Regions from separate parts of the Homo sapiens genome. Here region 2 is linked to region 1. Evidence: read pairs that join two places in POLR2A ChIA-PET (ENCODE). Cell type or tissue: Caco-2. All regions are shown on one strand. Links, peaks and the distances in the headings refer to the core of each region. The heading gives the core; the rest is flanking DNA.

What was found. Peaks named below come from ENCODE experiments on the same cell type or tissue, not always from the same donor. Only the 100,000 strongest peaks of a DNase experiment are listed, where the experiment ranks them.
Region 2: POLR2A ChIA-PET joins it to region 1 with 6 read pairs; 2 of 35 experiments call an interaction of 5 or more read pairs at or near these places.

The regions. Positions count from the first base shown.
Region 1 is chr17:28,563,168-28,570,300 of GRCh38, reverse strand. PIGS (phosphatidylinositol glycan anchor biosynthesis class S) reads left to right here. Exons shown (of 12, transcript NM_033198.4): 4 at 6,394-6,483; 5 at 6,779-6,870. Among named protein-coding and RNA genes, the nearest start is that of PIGS, 4.8 kb to the left of the region's middle. In Caco-2, for the core only: no CTCF peak of the experiment used is centred there; no DNase peak of the experiment used is centred there.
Region 2 is chr17:28,695,624-28,702,756 of GRCh38, reverse strand. SUPT6H (SPT6 homolog, histone chaperone and transcription elongation factor) reads right to left here. Exons shown (of 37, transcript NM_003170.5): 30 at 5,675-5,913; 31 at 5,024-5,137; 32 at 4,727-4,851; 33 at 2,864-2,976; 34 at 2,507-2,584; 35 at 2,245-2,411; 36 at 1,629-1,816; 37 at 78-1,318. The coding sequence ends at 1,132. Among named protein-coding and RNA genes, the nearest start is that of PROCA1, 13 kb to the left of the region's middle. RefSeq lists an enhancer at 4,072-4,366. In Caco-2, for the core only: no CTCF peak of the experiment used is centred there; a DNase peak (open chromatin) is centred at 4,166.

The sequences.
Region 1 (7,133 bases), core at 1,579-5,578:
GACTTCAGGTGATCCGCATGCCTCAGCCTCCCAAAGTGTTGGGATTACAGGCGTGAGCCACCGCGCCCAGCCCCTATTCAGTTTAACATTAAACACTTTACTGGGGTACTTTTTTTTAGGTACCAAGAATTTAGGAATGAATAAGAAATTGATAATGGTTTCAAGATGTTCATAGGTAGGGGAGAAAGATAAAATAAATTACAGTAGAAGTATACAAGAAACAGAGATTGCACTTAGTAAAGAGTATTAACCATCTGGGAGGAAAGAAAGGCAGAGAAAGTTTTGAGAGATGTAATTCTTAAGTCGGATTTTTAAAGGATGTGTAGGAATTCAGGTTAAGTGGGAAAAGGAGGGAGAGAATTTCAGGCAAAGTTAATAGCATGAGACAGTATAAGGATAGCTGATAGTTGTTGCTCGCTGTGTGCCAGAAACTAGGTGAAGCATTTTATATGTGTTGCCTCATTTAATCCTTTCTAATGATATGATCCCCATTTTATAAATGAAGAAACTGAGCCTTAGAGAATTTAACTTGTGCAAGGTCACACAGCTAGTAAGAGATGGAACTGGGATTTAAATCCAGGCCTGACTGATTCCAGTGTTCAAGCTTTTAACCAACAAACTATACTCCTGTGTGAAAGTGTGGCGGGGTGAATCAGCATATTGGGGGACCTATGAGCAGTTTTGCCTTACTGGAATGTGTAGTGAAAGACTGGGAATGACTGGAGATTTGGGCTGAGTCTAGAGCATGAGGCATCTGTGTGCCATTTACTTTTTTAGTTCTTTAGCCTTGGTGAAAACTTTTCTTTTCTTTTTTTTTTTTTTTTTTGAGAAAGGGTCTCTCTTTGTTGCCCAGGCTGGAGTATGGTGGCACGATCAGGGCCCACTGCAGCCTTGACCTATTGGGCTCAAGCGATCCTCCCATCTCAGCCCACCTGCCTTAATAGCTGGGACTACAGCCGCACACCATCACACCCAGCTGATTTGTTTTGGTATTTTTAGTAGAGATAGGGTTTCGCCATGTTGCCCAGGCTGGTCTCGAGCTCCTGGGCTCAAGTGATCAGCCTCCCAAAGTGCTGGGATTACAAGTGTGAGCCACCGCACCCGGCTGGTTAAAACATTTTTTTAAAAAAATGATATTTCGTATGGTTCAGCCTCTGTACACACACAAACTTCTGGTTTTCTTTCTTTTTTTTTTTTTTTTTTGAGATGGAGTTTCGCTCTTGTTGCCCAGGCTGGAGCGCAATGGCACGATTTTGGCTCACTGCAACCTCTGCCTCCTGGGTTCAAACGATTCTTCTGGCTCAGCCTCTGAAGTAGCTGGGATTACAGGCGCCTGCCACCACGCCCAGCTAATTTTTTGCATTTTTAGTAGATACGGGGTTTCACCATGTTGGCTAGGCTGGTCTCAAACTCCTGACCTCCAGTGATCCACCAGCCTCGGCCTCCCAAAGTGCTGGGATTACAGGCGTGAGCCACCATGCCCAGCCAAACTTCTTGTTTTCTAAACAAAAATTGGACTATCCCTCACAAGTTAGTTTGAAATTTGATTGTTTTCAGTTTATCATGGATTTCTTCATATTTGATAACACAGTGTTCAGTAATATGGGTATACTGTAAACGTATAGTATAGGCAACACGTATAAAGGGTGACCAAGAGTATAGAATCTGGGATCAGAGAGCTGGAATTCAAGCCTTATTCTGCCACTTATTTGTGTAAATTTGAGTAAGGTTGTTAACTTCTCTAAACCTTGGTTTCCTCATCTGTTAGACGGAAATAGTAATAGCGTTGTTCATTTATTCAACAAGTATTTACTTTGTAGCTATGTCAGATACAGTTCTAGTTACTAGAGATATAGCAGTGAACAAAACAGACAAGAAGAAGACAATAAAAAAGACAAAGCTGGATGTGGTAGCTCACACCTGTAATCCCAGCACTTTGGGAGGCCGAGGCAGGCAGATCACTTGAGATCAGGAGTTTGAGACCAGCCCGGCTAACATGGTGAAACCCCATCTCTACTAAAAATACAAAAATTAGCCGGGCGTGGTGGCGGGCGCCTGTAATCCCAGCTACTTGGGAGGCTGAGGCAGGAGAATCGCTTGAACCTGTGAGGTGGAAGTTGCAGTGAGCCAAGATCCCACCACTGCACTCCAGCCTGGGTGACAAAGACTCCATCTCAAAAAAAAAAAGAAAAAAAGACAAGTAAGTCAAATGTATGTTAGATGGTGACAGAAGAAAAATAGAGCAGGACAGGAGGAGAGGGAATTTTCTTGAGGAATGGGAGGGGATTGCAGTTTTAGATAGGGTGGACAAGGGAGGTCTCATTGAAAAGAGGACATTCGAGTAAATACCTAAAAGGCGAGGGAATAGACTGTGCAGATATCTGGGGGAAGAGCATCTTGGCAGAGGGAAAAGCATGTCTAAGGTCCCGAGTTAAGAGCAAGTGTTGTACCTTTCAGGAGCAGTGAGAATCTCCTTGTGGCTTCACTGGAGTGAATGAGGAAGAGAGAAAGAGGAAATGAAATAAAACCAGAACAGTAGAAGGGGGCTGAATCACTTAGGGCCTGGTAGATCACTGTGAGAATTTGCATTCTAGGCTTTTATTCTAGATAAGAAGGGAAGCCATTGAAGGTTTTTTGTTTCTTTTTTTAAACATGACTACCATTGTCACACCTAACTAAGTTAGCAGTGATTCCTTAATATCACCTAATTCTCAGTCTGTATTTAGATCTCTCCAGTTATCTCCAAGGTATCCTTTCACAGATGGTTTATTCCATCAGGATCAATAAGTTGCATTTGTCTTTTTGTCACTTTTATTTTATGTCAGCTCCCCCCACCCTACCCCCATACATTTCTTTCACACCATTGATTTGTTGGAGAAACCAGGTCATTTGTTTTATAGAACATCTCACATTTGGGATTTGGCGAGTAGCTTCCTCACAGTTTAATTTAACTCATTCCTCTAGCATCCATATTCCTTATAAACTGGGAGTTAGATCTAGTGGTTTGATTAAAGCCAGGTTCAATTTTTTGGATGAGAATACATTGTAGGTGGTGCAGTGTACTTCCTATTGTGTTGTATCCTGAAGCACTTAATGGCTAGTTGTTCCATTTTGGGTGATGCAAAGATTATGTAGTGAGTTCAGGTATTGTCAGCCTGATCTCTATATTTTAGAGTTTCTCATCAACCTTTTACATATTTTTAGCATCTATTTGATCATGGAATCCATTTCATTAGCAGTCACAAGATAATGCTTTTTTTAATTTTTATTTTTTTTAGAGACAGGGTCTCACTCTGTCACCCAGACTGCTGTGCAGTGGCTCAATCATAGCTTACTGCAGCCTTGAAATCCTAGGCTCAATCAGACCTCCCACCTCAGCCTCCCAAGTAGGTAGGACTACTGGTGTGTGGCCAGGCACAGTGGCTCACGCCTGTAATCCCAGAACTTTGGGAGGCCAAGGCGGTGGATCATTTGAGGTCAGGAGTTTCAGACCAGCCTGGGCAATGTAGTGAAACCCCTTCTCCACTAAACATACACAAATTCGCTGGGTGTGGTGGTGTGTGCCTGTAGTCCCAGCTACTCTGGAGTCCAAGACAGGAGAATTGCTTGAACCTAGGAGGCAGAGGTTTCATTGAGCCAAGATTGTGCCACTGCATTCCAGCCTGGGAGACAGAACGAGACTCTGTCTCAAAAAAAAAAAAAAAAAAGTAGGCTGGGCGCGGTGGCTCACGCCTGTAATCCCAGCACTTTGGGAGGCTGAGGCGGGTAAATCACTTAAGGTCAGGAGTTCAAGACCAGCCTGCTCAACATGGGAAAACCCTGTCTCTACTAAAAATACAAAAATTAGCTGGGTGTGGTGGCACATGCCTGTAATCCCAGCTACTTGGAAGGCTGAGGTAGGAGAATTGCTTGAAATGGGGAGGCGGATGTTGCAGTGAGCCGGGATCCCACTGTTATTCTCCAGTCTGGGCAACAGAGCCAGATTCCATCTCAAAAAAAAACCCAAAAAAACAAAAAAAAAAAAAAAAAGAAAAGAAAAAGTAGACAAGGGGTCCTTTTTTTTTTTTTTTTTTTGAGATAGGGTCTGACACTCAGGCTGAAGTGCAGTGGCCCAATCATAGCTCACTGTAACCTTGAACTCCTGGGTTCAAGTGGTCCTCTTACCTCAAGCTCTCAAGCTCCCAAGTAGCTGAGACTACAAGAATGTGCCACTGTGCCCAGCTAATTTTTTATTTATTTTATTTAATTTGTTTATTTATTTATTTATTTTGAGACAGAGTCTCACTCTGTCACCCAGGCTGGAGTGCAGTGGCGCAATCTCAGCTCACTGCATCGTCCGCCTCCCGGGTTCAAGTGATTCTCCTGCCTCAGCCTCCTGAGTAGCTAGGACTACAAGTGCACAGACACCATGCCTGGCTAATTTTTGTAATTTTAGTAGAAACGGGGTTTCACCATGGTGGCCAGGCTGGTCTTGAACTCCTGGCCTCGAGCAGTCCGCCTGTCTTGGCCTCCTAAAGTGCTGGGATTACAAGCGTGAGCCAGTGCACCTGGCCCCAGCTAGTTTTTAAATTTTTTGTAGAGACGGGGTCTCACTGTGTTCCCCGAGCTGGTCTCAAACTCCTAGGCTTAAGCAATCTTCCCACCTCGGACCCTAAAGTGCTGGAATTACAGGCATCAGCCACCACACCTGGCCAAATTAGTGACTTTTACAATTCTGTCATTTCTTCTTTCTGGAAGAAATGTATGACCTGGAATTCTTTTATAAAGAAAAGAGGAACTTTTTCAATAAATTTTAGGTTTAGCTTGTCAAGTTTCAGGAGGCAAAAAAAATCCCTTCAGGATTGCCTTACATGTATATATTAATTTGGGGAGAGTTGACATCTTTATAATAGTCTTTATAATATGACATCTTTATAATATTCATCTAGGGGCCTTGTATGCTATTCCATTTTGTTCAGATATTTTATGTCCTTCAGTAAAGTCTTGAAGTTTTCTTCTTATAGTTTTATACATTTATTCCTGGGTATTTTTATACTTTATTGTTAATGTGATTGAGGTTTTAAAAGATGTTTCTAATTGGATATTGCTGGTATTTATGCGGGTATTGATTCTTGCATATCCTTGTATCTAGTCATCTTATTGAACTGTTGCTAGTTCTAATAGTTTTTCAGTTGGTTCTCTGATTTTCTTGAGAAATAATTATGCTACTTCAAAGTGGCCATTTTATCTGTTTCTTTCCAATACTTTTAAGTTTTCTTTCTCTTTCTTCACATATTACATTGGTCAAGAACTTTAGAAAGAACAATACTGAATAACAATGAGAATAGAGGAGATAGCAGGCATCCTTGTTTTATTACTAACTTTACAGAATTATGTTTAATATTTTGTCATTAAGTGTGTGGTTTTTATTTTTTATTTTTTTGAGACAAGGTCTGGTTCTATTACCCTGGCTGGAGTGCAGTGGTGCCATCTCAGGTCACTGCAACCTCTGCCTCTCAGGCTCAAGTCATCCTCCCACCTCAACCTCCCAAGTAGTTGGGACTACAGGTGTGCACCACCATAACTGCCTTTTTTTTTTTTTTTTTGAGATGGAGTTTCGCTCTTGTTGCCCAGGCTGGAGTGCAATGGTGTGATCTCGGCTCACTGCAGCCTCCGCCTTCTGGGTTCAAGTGATTCTCTTGCCTGAGCTTCCCGAGTAGCTGGGATTACAGGCGCCTGCCACCACACCCAGCTAATTTTTTGTATTTTTGGTAGAGATGGGGTTTCATCACGTTGGCCAGGCTGGTCTCAAACTCCTGACCTCAGGTGATCCACCCGCCTTGGCCTCCCAAAGTGCTGGGATTACAGGTGTGAGCCACCATGTCTGGCACATACCTGGCTAATTTTTGTATTTTTTGTAGAGTTGGGGTTTCATCATGTTGTCCAGGCTAATCTCCAACTCATGAGATCAAGGGATCCGCCTGCCTTGGCCTCCCAAATTGCTGGGATTACAAGCATGAGCCACCGTGCCCAGCCTGTGTATTTTGTTTTTTATCAGGAACATTCACTGAATTTAATTATTTTGGGGCAGTGATTGGAATGACCATACAGTTTTTCTCCTTTTGCCTATTAATGTAATGACTATTGAAATAGATTTCCCAGTGGGAAGACGTTTCACGCTGAAGGACCAGTGTGTGCAGAGGTGAAGGCAAGAGCTGCGGCAGATGGGCGAAATGGGTGTCATGTGTTTGATATCATCTATGCAGAAATCATTAGAGTTGGCTGCAGCTGCTTGGTCTTTTTCTGTAAACAGCCATCTTGCTGTCCTCAGATGCTGGACAGTGTTAGGTCTGGGAAGGTGGGCAGAGGCATGATGCTTGCCCTTTTCATTGTGCTACTTCTTATCCCTCCCAGACAAAATGAAAATCAAATGCCGTTTCCAGAAGGCCTATCGGAGGGCTTTGGACCATGAGGAGGAGGCCCTGTCATCGGGCAGTGTGCAAGGTATGGGAAGGGATGAGCACACCATTTTAATGTGAAGCCCTCTTTTTCCTTCTGATCTCTAAGTGCATAGTTCCCATGCTTTGGCTTACTTCCAAAACCTCTCTTGGAATGCTGGGAATGAGGAACTGTGGGATTCAGCCCAGTCCACTGAGGGCCAGAGAGGTTGATTGGCTTACCCAAGCCTGACCACTGTGTCAGCTGAATGTGAGTGAAGGGGTGGGTTAGGCATTCTTTGGGGCTGGGGGGAGATGGAATGGTGTTTTGCTCTTGGTGTACCACCTGTTCTTGCCCCCAGAGGCAGAAGCCATGTTAGATGAGCCTCAGGAACAAGCGGAGGGCTCCCTGACTGTGTACGTGATATCTGAACACTCCTCACTTCTTCCCCAGGTAAGGTAACAGAGAGGCTGCGACTTTGCCTTATCCCTTCAGCTCGTGGACTCCTGGGTCACCTCCTTCTTGCATCATTGCTACCCATTTCTTCCATTTGCTACAGAAAACTCTCCAAAAAAAAATTTTTTTTTTTTTGAGACGGAGTCTTGCTCTGTTGCCTAGGCTGGAGTACAGTGGCGGGATCTCGGCTCACTGCAGCCTCCGCCTCCCGGGTTCAAGTGATTCTCCTGCCTCAACCTCCTGAATACCTGGGATTACAG
Region 2 (7,133 bases), core at 2,190-6,189, 130 kb before region 1:
ACACCTTACTGCTGAGAGCTTGCAAGAGACCAAGGCCCAGCTGGGAAAAGGGAAGAGATGAACGGCAGAGGCTCAAGTTGAGAAATCCAGATTTACTTGTGGCCTTTCTCCAGGGTGCCAGAGAAGACCAGCAGGCATGGGCGGATGGGGCAGCTGTGCTGTGGGTGAGTGAGTGGGTGTAATAATACCGGGTAACATTTGCGACGTACCAGGCGTTGGGCCAAGGAGCTTGCACACGCTGCCTTGGTCCTCACAGCAGCTGATGAGGCAGGTATCACTATCTCCATGTTACAGGTAAGAAAGCCAGCTGAAAGGCAGCAGGAACTGGCACAGGGTCACCCGGCTGGGAAGTAGAGCAGGGATGTGCCCCAGGCAGTCTGATGTAGAAGCTGCCTCTAGTCTATGAATCTTTGCCTCTGATGGATCAGAAGAGGGAGTCAGGGGAGTCCTTGGAGCTCCAAACACTGCTTTGAAAGCCACCCCTCAAAGAGCTGGAGAGTTGGAGAGAGAGGCTTTGGCAAGAGCTCAATAGAAACACTGTTTATTCAAATGACAGGCAGGAAGCGGTGGCAGCAGCAGGGGGGAAAGGGCAGCCAGGCAGGGGCTGGGCAGTGCTTCCCTGTGTCCCCTGCAATCCTGCTTGGACAGCCACCCGGCTGTTGGCATCAGGGTCAGAAATACTTTCCCTCCTCTCCCTCCTGCCCCAAACTGAATAAATAGCATCCCTCTCCCCACGAGAGCTAGGGGAGACTCATGTGCTGAGTTTGGTGCCCCAGTCACAGCCCAGAGTCCGGTGAGGGCAGAAGTTCAAAATGGCTTGTAGGGAGTAGAATACAAAACTGTTCTACTCATTCTCACCTTCCTCTTCCTCCTCCCTGCCACACTCCCCTCCCAGCCTGGTCCCAGGACAGGTGGTCGGTGAGGGTCTGGAGCGGGAGAATTGTTGCCTAGCATACACTGAGCTCAAGTTCACAAGGCCATCCAGCCTGTCACCCATCCGGGTTGACCACCAAAGAGAACGTCTCACTTCACGCCACTTTATGGACATAAAAGGAGGGGCAGGGAGGGAGGCAGTGGGCAGCCAGGCCTTTCCCAGCCTCAGAGGTAACCAGAGTCCGAGGAGCAGGCCCCCTACCGATCCATCTCGTCCAGGAGTGGGGTGGCATCGCCAGCAATGGACATGGGGGTGCTTTCGATCATGGGGCTGGGGGAGGGCCGAGGTGTCAGCCGCTGCTTCTGTTTCCGCCGTTCTGCCTCCTTTTCCTGCAGCCACTGCTCCGCCATTTTTCCCCAGTCGATGGCTGCATGGCTGTTGGACCTGGGAGGGGAAGAAAAGTTGAGATTGGGACTTTGCTAGAAGGAAGTCTTCCCACCAATCACTGTACCCTTGCAGAAAGGAACCTCATACCTATGGGCAGCAGCCCCTCTACTGGGATAAGGCAGATACAGCAGCAGCTGGCTGCCATACTGCCCTCTTCCGTCTTCACCCAGAAACTAGTGTTCCTGGCATATCATGTGGTCAGGGCCCTCAGAGGATCCAGAGCACCTGCCTCTGCTAAGCCTTTCGGCCTCTTGACAACACCTGCCCCTACCACTGACCTGCACTGTGCCACCATCCAGATACTTACTTTGGCTGCTGCTGCCGTTGCCGGGAGCTGGAAGAGGGCTGGGGCTGGGCCTGGGCCGACTGTGGGGTGGTGCTGGCCTGGAGCTGGTGGTACTGAGGGGTGGTGATGGGCTGGCTTGGGGTCGTGTAGGAGTAGCTAGGGGTCATTAGTGGTGTGGCCACTGGCTGCTGGGCTGGCGTTGGGAATACCTGGAGAGGCATGAACAGTTAAATAGGGATGGGTGTGGGGCTTGTTTGGCCTTGCTGTGAATTCTGGGTAAGCGCAAGGGTGGGCTCAGCAAAGCTTTCCAGATGATCTTCCACTGAGTATGTGCTTCTGACCAGCAGTGGGAAGCCTGCAGGTCAGCACCGAGCACACAGTGGTGCCCACTGGTCCTGACCATGTCAACTTTCTGGTGGCTTGCGGGTTCCAAAGATCCCAAAGGCCCGTGGAAAGGTTATGCCCTCTCTTACCCTCTTCCCCTTCAAATGGGCCTAAGGACAAGAAATATCTGTTGGAGACAGTTACCAAGGCCGTGGCAGCCCCATCTGTGCATGTGAAGCCCCTTGTGGGCAATGCGAGAGGGCAGTCTATGGGCCCCACCCTGCACAGGGAGCTTCCTCCCCAAGCCACATACGTGGTAAGCACTGCTGCCGCCTCCACTGCCGCCATAGCCGTACTGGCTGGAGGCCCACTGGGCTGGGGTGGCATTAGGGTTCTGTCCTTGGCCTGTCACCGCAGCAATGGCACTGAACATCTGTGAAGTCATGTTCTGAGGCAGGGCATTCACAGCCCGTGTCAGATCTGTAAGCACACAGAGGTGGGGAGGGGCATGTTAGAGGTGAAAGTCCCTTTAGCTCCATCCTTCCCACCTCCAGTCCCAGGCTCAAGCTCCTCACCTGCAAGGTTGATGTTGGCTGGGGTAGCATTGATAGAGGCAGGTGTCCGGGTCCTGCTGCTGCTGCTAGGGGTGATGCCTGCAGGAAGTGATTATTTAGTTACATCCCTCCAGAAACCTATTTTTGGTTTCCCAATTCAGGGGGTGGAAGGGGCACTGAAGTAGGTAGAGGGAGGAAGGGAAGCTGCATAGGCACAGTGGATGGAGAACCTTCCTGGTGCTGGGAGGCTGCAGGAGGAGTAAGACAGCTGCAGTGACAGCCTACTCCTCACCTGGTCCCCTAGGCTGGGACTACTCTGAGTCAGGTCCTAGGTGTTCCTCCAGCCACGTCCCTGAAGTCAGGAAGAGCAGAACTCACCTGGTACAGGATCCTGGTAGTGATCCTTAAACCATCTAAACAGTCCATTCACGGTTGGGAAGATCTGGCCCCGGTACCGGAATCCCTCTGGAGTCACCGTTACATATTCTATCCTAGGATTTTAGAAGGAAACATGCATCAGAAACCACTTGGGACCCACCACAAGAGCGACCAGAACAGATGCCCACCATGTGAAGTAGCCATTCTGGGTGCTAGGGGAAAGGAGAGATGACACAGCCAGTCCCCAGGCCTGTGAAGGGAGGTGAGCAGCACATGGCAGAACATATTGAAGACCAAGGAGTCAGTGGCCCTCTGTGTGCTGCATACGGACTGCCGGAGGAAGGCTTGCTGGAGGCTGTGCTACCATACTGGGCTGCAGTATGAAGGCAGGATACTGCCGGTGAAGTGAGACCGAGATCCCATAGTGCCAGGGTTGGAAGGGGCCTCCCAGAGCAGCAAATCGCAACTCCCCTAAAGCAGGCATCTTTCTGCAGTGGCTGTGGAAGGTGGTAGTCTGCCCTTGTTCAACACTTCTGAGAGTAGCAGATAGTTGTTAAGAGGGGCTCTGGGTTAGTTCCAGTTCTAGTTCTAGTTTTAGCTCTGCCATTCACCACATATGACACGCTGCACCAAGTTACCAAACTTGAATCTCTGCTTCATTTGTCCAGTGAGGACCACAGCACTGAAGCCTATGGGGTGGGTGTGAGGATAAATGAGAATGCACAGAGCACGTTCCACAATGCCTAAAGCTGGGTTGTGCTCAATGAAGGCCAGCTATCAATGGCAACCAGATAATGCTACATAGTACACAGTTCTCATTTCTATTAGGCTGACACCTGCCTCCTAACTCTTCCGTAAGTGTTAATTCTGCCACACAAGGAGAGTCAGCTCCTTTCCCCAGAAGCTATCATGCTGCACCTGGTCCTGGTTAGAGCCCCCACCCCCGCCACCAGTTTGCTCAACTGTTCCACACAGGACACAGTTTCCAGCCCCACTTAGCCCTGGCTGCTGGCCTCTGGAAGCACACTGGTGAGTCAACAGGCTTCTCAAGAAATGAGCACAATATTCCAGATGTGCCCAAGATGGCACACGGTACAGAGTCTAGGGCTTCCTGTCATCTGGCCACTGAGCCCCTACTAATGCAGCCTGAGCTGTGCATCAGGTAAAGCCAGTACAGGGATAAAAGCAGAAGTGCACATGGCCAAAGGCCAATGGAAGGATGGGGGCAGGGCTTAGGCAGAGAAGCAAGTGTGATTACCAGTCTGTATCACAGACACAAAGACGCCAGTCTAAGGAAACTGGACTTTGTCCTCTAGGTTCAGGGTAAGCGCTAGAGGGACTCAGATAAAGGAATACCTCAGGAAGGCCAGCCTGTTAGTCACACAGAAGCAGGCAGAGCAGCAGGCAGAGCAGGAGACAGAGCAGAACAGGAGACAGGCTCTCCTGACCACCGCTTCAGTGCGGGCGGAGTGAGCACATTACAGCAACAGTGAGCCACTGTGTGCAAGCCCTGGTGAGGGTGAGGCAGGTGGTGGACAGGAGAGACCAGTGTACTGGCCCCCAGTTTCTGCAATCAGGTGAAGAGTGTCTGGTGACTCCTGTCACTCTGTGGGAGGGAGAGGAGGTGAAGGGAACTCCTTTCTCACGGTGTTAAGGAAAGCGCCCTTCTTATGTGAATCCTTGCCTTTTTGCCTTGAAATCATCACCCTCTTTTCCCACCTCCAACCTCCACCTCTGTTCTAAACAGATGAGAGGAGAAAGGCAGTCCAGCAGAGCCAGAGAGGGCACTGCTCCGGGCCTCTCCCTGCCTTCTAGCCTGCCTATGAACCCCAGTGGCAGCACCTTCTCAGCACTAGTGCTCACCTGGGTTTACCCCGGGGCTGGTATCCCAGTAGGAACTTGCCGGGCAGTTCCTTGCAGGCACAGATGAAATAAGGGATGAAGGTGGGCTTCTCCTTCTTAGTTTTGATGAGCAGCTCCTCTAATTTCTGGGGGTAGAATGAGGGGGAGAGGTTGGGATAGCAGCATGCTTGGTACACAACGTCTGGTGCACACATGATGTACACTTCCTTCACCGCCTGAGTGTCCCCTATACTGAAGGGAAAGCGTACATCCTTAAGTGATTGGCAAGTGTCATTCCTCAGAGGGCCCTGGGCTTACCTTGCGGTCCCCACCGCTGCAGTCCTGATAATACTTGTGATTCAGAAGGTCCCGGGCAAAGGATGCCATGGGCTGGACATAGCGAGCAACAATCTCATCCAAATCTTCGAATTCCTGTGGGAAGAAGGTAAAGGCCCCATGTGTCATATCCAGAGCTGAGATTCTTGATCAAATCCATCCAGAAGAAAAACCATGGGAGGGGATGGGCTTCTCAGTCCATAGCAAAGTCCCCTCAGTTTATCCATCTGTGTCATGTCCAGATATATTAGCTCACAGGGCATAAAGTCCTTTAAATCCTGGCTTTGATTCTCCCCTAGTGCTTGGGAACAACAGGAAAATTCACCAGATTTCTCTTCACTGAAAACAGAAAAGAGAAACTTGATATATGTGTGTGCGTATATATGTGTATTTTCTCCTCTTCCTCCATTGGCTCTCTCTAGGTAGACTATTTTAACATTTGGAGGACACGGAAGGAGGGGACAAAATAAAATTGATATCAAATGACTCATTCCGCAAACCACCTCCCGTTTTGTTGCTGTGCACAGCTAAAATACCTATGACCCGAGTTACTAATGTCAGGTGAAAGCACCCTGAAGGGCACCTTTCTGGAAGCAGGAGTGGGATGGGAGGTGGGCAGGCACTGGCTCTCACCTCACTGTTGATCCACAGAGTGGCTCCCAGGCTGAAGGCATTTTCCTTGCCCTCCTCCCGCACATCCACATGCTGGTAGATGCCATCACTGACTTTCCAGGTCACTGTCAGGTGGTTCTCGCCCTTGCTGCTTGGTCGGATAATCACATCACCCTGGTCCATGGTCTCCATCATCTTTTCTGCTTGCTTGAAATTGATATTATGGAAGGATGGGTGTGCGATCACTCTCTTGATGTATGCTGAAAAGGGCAGAAAAGCAGTACAGACTGGGTGATGGGGCTAGGAGCTGGCAGCAACAGGACAAACCAGGCCTTCATTTCTTATTTATTTATTGAGTTGGGGTGCTCTGTCATCTGGGCTGGAGTGCCAGTGGCAAATCATGACTCACTGTAGCCTCGAACTCCTGGGCTCAAGCGATCCTCCTGTCTCAGCCTCTAAAATAGCTGGGAATACACCGGTGCACATCACCATGCCTGGCTTTTTTTTTTTTTTTTTTTGAGACAGTCTCATTTTGTCACCCACGTTGTAGTGCAGTGGCGCAATTCTGGCTCACTGCAACTTCTCCCTCCTAGGTTCAAGCAATTCTCCTGCCTCAGTAGCTGGGATTACAGGCGCCCACCACCACGCCTGGCTAGTTTTTGTATTTTTAGTAGAGATGGGGTTTCACCATTTTGGCCAGGCTCGTCTTGAACTCCTCACCTCAAGCGACCCGCCTGCCTCAGCCTCCCAAAGTGCTAGGATTACAGGCGTGAGCCATCGCGCCTGGCCATTTTTTTTTTTTTTTTTGAGACAGAGTCTCACTCTGTCACCCACGTTGTACTGTAGTGGTGCAATTTTGGCTCACTGCAACTTCTCACTCCTGGGTTCAAGCAATTCTCCTGCCTCAGTAGCTGGGATTACAGGCGCCCACCACCACACCTGGGTAGTTTTTGTACGTTTGGTAGAGACGGGGGTTCACCATTTTGACCAGGCTGGTCTTGAACTCCTGACCTCAAGTGATCCACCTGCCTCAGCCTCCGAAGTGCTGGGATTATAGGCATGAGCCACCGCACCTGGCTCCTGGCTATTTAAAAAATTTTTTTTGTAGAGATGGTGTCTTACTAAGTTGCCCAGGCTGGTCTTGAACTCCTGGGCTCAAGTGCTCCTCCTGCCTTGGCCTCCCAAAGTGCAGGGCTACAGCCGTGAGCCACCCTGTTTGGGCTTAATTTCTGACCCACTATGGGATTCTGAGACTCTTTCACCTTCTCTGGGCTTGGATTAGCTGATATGAAGGACATGTTCACCTGGGCTCCTAGGACACTGAAAGAATGAGGCTTTAAGAGTCACAAGGCATTAGCAAAGAAAATGTGACCCAAGAGACTCTGGGTTCCAGCCCTACCTATGACTTTTTCATGACATCTCCAGGCCTTAGCACCTCAAAGCTGAGTCCCCACTTCCACTGGGAGACTGACACATGTGC